Regions from separate parts of the Homo sapiens genome. Here region 2 is linked to region 1. A link is a loop called in an ENCODE intact Hi-C map of the cell type or tissue named here. Cell type or tissue: ovary. All regions are shown on one strand. Links, peaks and the distances in the headings refer to the core of each region. The heading gives the core; the rest is flanking DNA.

Region 1 (2,803 bases), core at 198-2,697:
ATTTCATGCTCAAGGACAGCCCCTCAGTGACCAGCAGCAATACCAAGTAGAGCTCTGTAATATCACAAGCCTAGATTTGAATGCTGGTGCCTTACCAGGAACAGGGTGACCTTGGTCAGCTAATTTTGCTCCTCTGAGCTTCATCTATGAAAGTGGAGATTGATCTTCTGAAGTCACGGGTAATAGGAAGATGCCCTGACAGTGTTAGGAATCTTTTGGTCTCTAACTACATTTTTTTTTTTTTTTAGACTGAGTCTCGCTCTGTCACCCAGGCTGGAGTTCAGTGGTGCAGTCTCAGCTCACTGCAACCTCTGCCTCTGGGTTCAAGCAATTCTCCTGCCTCAGCCTCCCAAGTAACTGGGATTACAGGCATCCACCATCACGCCCGGCTAAGTTTTCGTATTTTTAGTACAGACGGGGTTTCACCATGTTGGCCATGGGCCAGGCTGGTCTCGAACTCCTGACCTCAGGTGATCTGCCTGCCTTGGCCTCCAAAAGTGCTGGGATTACAGACATGAGCCACCACACTCAGCCGGTCTCTAACTTCTTATGAGGACGCCTGGGATTCTTATTCTCTGCTCTGCACTGCTTGAGAGGCAGAGTATAGCAGGTTTAATTTGCTCACATTCTCAGTCCTGGCATCAGGATTGGAACCCAGGAGTCTGTCTCTGGAGGCTGTGCTTTCAGGAGTGTGAGTTTCAGCGACTCACCTTTCATTACACACATCTTCATGAACAGCTCCTCTGTGACAGGTGCTTCTGAGGGCATGAGGACACAGCAGGGAACTAAATGGGCAGAGATACCTGCCCTGGAGGAGCAGAAGGTACTAAGGGAGGCAGCCGCGCAATCAGCCACAAACAGGATAACTCAACAAGTGAGTTACATCAGAGCTAAGTGCTAGAAACAGAAAAGAGGACCTAAAGGGAGAATTGAGAAATCAGGGGAGAGTTGCCATTGTTAATGGGATGGTCAGAAAAGTCCTTGTTGATGTTTAATCACGGTCAGCTCAGAATTTCTCCTTCCTCGACTGCCCCAATTTTCTGATCTCAGCTCTAGGCTAGAGATGGATCAGCGTGGCTTCTCCAGCCAGGCAAAGACCCCGAATTCACAATTGAAAAAGAATGAGGGAATGAGTCAAGACGGAGGAGAGCATTCCAATTTCTCCTTCCTTGACTGCCCCAATTTTCTGATCTCAGCTCTAGGCTAGAGATGGATCAGCGTGGCTTCTCCAGCCAGGCAAAGACCCCAAATTCACAATTGAAAAAGAATGAGGGAATGAGTCAAGACGGAGGAGAGCATTCCAGGTAGAGGCAACACCCTGTGGCTGCACCATGCCTGGTACAGGAGCAGCAAGGAGGAATAGTGAGGGAGAGACAGTGAGGGAGAGGGAGCAGGTAAGCACAGGGAGGGGACAGAGGGATGTTGTGTAGGCCTTGTAGATCAAGGGGAGGACTTGGCATTTACTCCTAATGAGGTGGGACTATGGAGGGGTCTAAGCAGAAGAGGGACATCCCCAGGCTCAGGTGTTCCCAGACGCCCTCTGGTGGCTATGGGAAAACTGTGCGTGAGGCATTGGACACAGCAGGTTAAGAGGTGACTAGGCTGGTCCAGGCCGATGATAATGGGATCAGTGTGGACCACGTGGGCCATTGGAAGTGGGCTTGCCATGGTGGGCACATGGAGGTGGTGAGGACTTGCCCATCTGGATGGGTTGTGAAGGTGAAGCCCAATGAATTTTTTGATGGGTTAGAAGTGAGTTTAGAGACAGGCCGGGCATGGTGACTCATGCCTGTAATCCCAGCACTTTGGGAGGCCAAGGCAGGCAGATCACTTGAGATCAGGTGTTCAAGACCAGCCTGGCCAACATGGTGAAACCCTGTCTCTACTAAAAATACAAAAATTAGCTGGGTGTGGTGGCACATGCCTGTAATCCCAGCTACTTGGGAGGCTAAGGCAGGAGAATCGCTTCAACCCGGGAGGCGGAGGTTGCGGTGAGCTGAGATTATGGCACTACACTCCAACCTGGGCAAGAGAGTGAGACTCCATCTCAAAAAAATTAAATAAATAAACAAATAAGTCAGGTGCAGTGGTGTGCTCCTGTGGTCCCCGCTACTTTGGAGGCTGAGGTGGAAGAACTGCTTGAGCCTAGGAGGTTGAGGCTGCAGTGAGCTGTGATCATGCCACTACACTCCAGCCTGGGCAACACAGCGAGATCTTGTCTCAAAAGAAAAAAAAAAAACCTTAACCATTTCCATTCATTCATGTATTCATTGAACAAATATTTAAATATTTTTAATTAAAAATTTTTTTTGGCTGGGCATAGTGACTCACGCCTGTAATCCCAGCACTTTGGGAAGCCAAGGTGGGTGGATCACCTGAGGTCAGGAGTTCAAGACCAGCCTGTCCATCATAGTGGAACCTCGTCTCTACCAAAAATACAAAAATTAGCCGGGTGTGGTGGCACACACCTGTAATCCCAGCTACTTGGGAGGCTGAAGCAGGAGAATCACTTGAACCCAGGAGGCGGAGTTTGTAGTGAGCTGAGATCGCACCATTGCACTCCAGCCTGGGCAACAAGCGTGAGACTCTGTCTCAAAAAAAAAAAAAATTTATTGTTTTAAAAACAGAAATAGGCTCAAAGAAAGAGCTGGTGGAGGAGCTGGCAGAGTCACACTGGGGGATAGGGGCAGGGCCAGCCCAGCTGGAGTTCAGCGAGGACTCTGTCCATCTCAGGATTGCTGGGGGTGGGGACCCACAGTGTCTAGAGCTCTCAAACCGACAACCTGGCCCCTCTCCGCTCTCA
Region 2 (2,803 bases), core at 62-2,561, 410 kb after region 1:
CATCCTTCAAACTTACTCTCATCTTGGGGCTGGGCTTGAGGGCTCACGCCTGTAATCCCAGCACTGTGGGAGGCCGAGGCGGGCAGATCATGAGGTCAGGAGTTCAAGACCAGCCTGGTAAACATGGTGAAACCCTGTCTCTACTAAAAATACAAAAATTAGCCAGGCGTTATGGCGGGTGCCAGTAATCCCAGCTACTTGGGAGGCTGAGGCAGAAGAATAGCTTGAACCTGGAGGTGGAGCTTGCCATGAGCTGAGATCGCGCCACTGCACTCTAGCTTTGGCAACAGAGCAAGTCTCCACCTCAAAAACAAACAAACAAAAAACGAAAAAAAACCCAAACACCAAGAAAACAGAAAACCCCACTCACCCTCATCTTAGCGCCTGAGGGCTAAGAACACCCAATAGGGGATTTCAGGACAGTATCTGAACAAGATGTGCCCCTTTAAGGCCAACATCCCATTTCCCAGATAGGAAGACCCAGTCCCGGAGACCCAGCACTGCCCACAGTCAGAGCAAGGACGGGGCAGAATGAGGACTCCACTCAGAGTCACTCCGCTCTGCCCACCCACGCCTGCCCCCTGTCCGCCCACAGCCCCTCTCACTCTTGCCCCCTATGCCTCCCACCCCACCTTCTACACTGAATAAATCTTCCCATTATAGTGATCCCAGAGTCAGCTACTTAAGAGTCTTGGCCAGGCGTGGTGACTCACGCCTGTAATCCCAGCACTATGGGAGGCCGAGGCGAGTGGATTGCCTGAGGTCAGGAGTTCAAGACCAGCTGACCAAAATGGCGAAACCCCGTCTCTACTAAAAATACAAAAATTAGTTGGGTGTGGTGGTGGGCACCTGTAATCCTAGCTACCTGGGAGGCTGAGGCAGAAGAATAGCTTGAACCTGGAGGCGGAGCTTGCAGTGAGCTGAGTTCACGCCACCTCACTCCAGCCTGGGCAACAGAGCGACACTCTGTCTCAAAAACAAAACAAAATAAAACAAACATCAAAAAAATGAAAAAACCCCACTCACCCTCATCTTAGTGGCTGAGGGCTGAGAACACCCAACAGGGGATTTCAGGACAGTATCTGGACAAGATGTGCCCCTTTAAGGCCAACATCCCATTTCCCAGATAGGAAGACTGAGCCCAGGAGACCCAGCACTGCTCACAGTCAGAGCAAGGACGGGGCACAACGAGGACTCCACCCAGAGTCCCTTGGCTCTGCCCTCCTATGCCTGACCCTGTCCGCTCATGGCCCCTCTCACTCTTGCCCCCTGTGCCTCCCACCCCACCTTCTAGACTGAGTAAGTCTTCCCATTATAGAGATCCTAGAGTCAGCTACTTAAAGGTCTTGGCTGGGCACGGTGGCTCACGCCTGTAATCCTAAAACTTTGGGAGGCTGAGGCGGGTGGATCGCCTGAGGTCAGGAGTTCAAGACCATCCTGGCTAACAGGGTGAAATCCGTCTCTACTAAAAATACAAAAAAATTAGCCAGGCGTGGTGGTGGGCACCTGTAGTTCCAGCTACTTGGGAGGCTGAGGCAGGAGAATGGCATGAACCTGGGAGGCGGAGCTTGCAGTGAGCCGAGATCACGCCACTGCACTCCAGCCTGGGTGACAGAGCGAGAATCCGCCTCCAAAAAGAAAAGAAAAGAAAAGAAAAGAAAAAAAAAGAGTCTTGATGAGTTTCACTTGCTGCTGAAGGCTTCTTTCCTTTCTATCTAGTTTCCTAATCCTCACTGCTGTGCATGCAGATAAATCTGTTTTGCATTAATTAAAACAAACAAAACCGACCACAGCTGCCTGGTTTACTCTTCCAGTTCTCCTCTTAATCCCCAGAATCTGACCTGGGTAATCCTCAGCGGGGCTGGATTCTTTGTTCTTTGTTCCTGCTCCTGGCCATCATGTGTCACCTCAGCCCTGGGCTGGCTGGAGGCAGGACTTGAATTTCTGCCAGGTTGTGCAGTCAGAGGCCAGAGACTCCCTTCTCCAAGTCTCCTAATTCTGCACCGAGAAATGGTGCATGGTGTCCTCCCAGCCCACTTGTGGGAGATGTTTGGGTGCAAGGCTTGGCCTGCCTGGTTCTCCTTGCCTGACGCCTGAATTCCCAACCTCATGATTTACGTGGCCTTGGAAGGGCAGGGGCAGCTGTAAACTTGGGGTCCCAGAGTCACCTTGGCCCCAGGTTCAAGCAGGAGATACTGAAGGCTGAAGATCCAGTTTCCACTCTGAACTGTGACACTGACTTGGTTCCTCTCTGCACCCAGCTGATACTGCCTGCAGGTTTTGGCCAGCTGCCCAGGCAGGGAGGAGGCAGCCAGGCCTATGGCCTACGGGGATTGGCTGCCCCTGACTGCCCAGCCCAGCCCAGCCTTGCCTAGGTGAGGGGCCAGGGACAAAGAAGCCCCAGGAGGAGGGAAGAGGAAGTTGTGTGGGACAAGCTGCTCCTGACAGAAGGTGCCAGGCTGGAACTGTCGGGGCTGGAGGGTCCTGGTCTGGGAGAGGGAGGGGCACTGCCCAAGGCTGGGGTGGCTCCAGGGAGCTGGTCCTGGTGGGGCTGATGGGTTCCTGGTAACTGAAACCAAGCCACTGACAACCTGCAGTGATTCAGGCTGGGCCTTTCAGGACTCTAATCAGCCTTCCTCTCTCTCTTTCTCTCTTCCCTCTCTCTTCTTTACTCTCTTCTCTCTCCGCCTCTTCTCCTGGCTGTACCTGGGTTTCCCTCTCTGCTTTCAGCCCTTGTTTTCTCATCTCTGAGCTCTCCCTGCCTCCAGCACCTCCCATCCCTGCCCCTGTCCAATGTCCCCGA

Evidence for each region. Peaks named below come from ENCODE experiments on the same cell type or tissue, not always from the same donor. Only the 100,000 strongest peaks of a DNase experiment are listed, where the experiment ranks them.
Region 2: a loop joins it to region 1, with 6 times the contacts of the local background. A loop is called at or near these places in 12 of 110 quality-filtered maps.

The regions. Positions count from the first base shown.
Region 1 is chr19:15,149,070-15,151,872 of GRCh38, forward strand. No RefSeq gene overlaps it. Among named protein-coding and RNA genes, the nearest start is that of HACL2, 25 kb to the left of the region's middle. In ovary, for the core only: a CTCF peak has its summit at 1,526 (motif pointing left); a DNase peak (open chromatin) is centred at 1,572.
Region 2 is chr19:15,561,208-15,564,010 of GRCh38, forward strand. It overlaps the pseudogene CYP4F23P. Among named protein-coding and RNA genes, the nearest start is that of CYP4F8, 53 kb to the right of the region's middle. In ovary, for the core only: no CTCF peak of the experiment used is centred there; no DNase peak of the experiment used is centred there.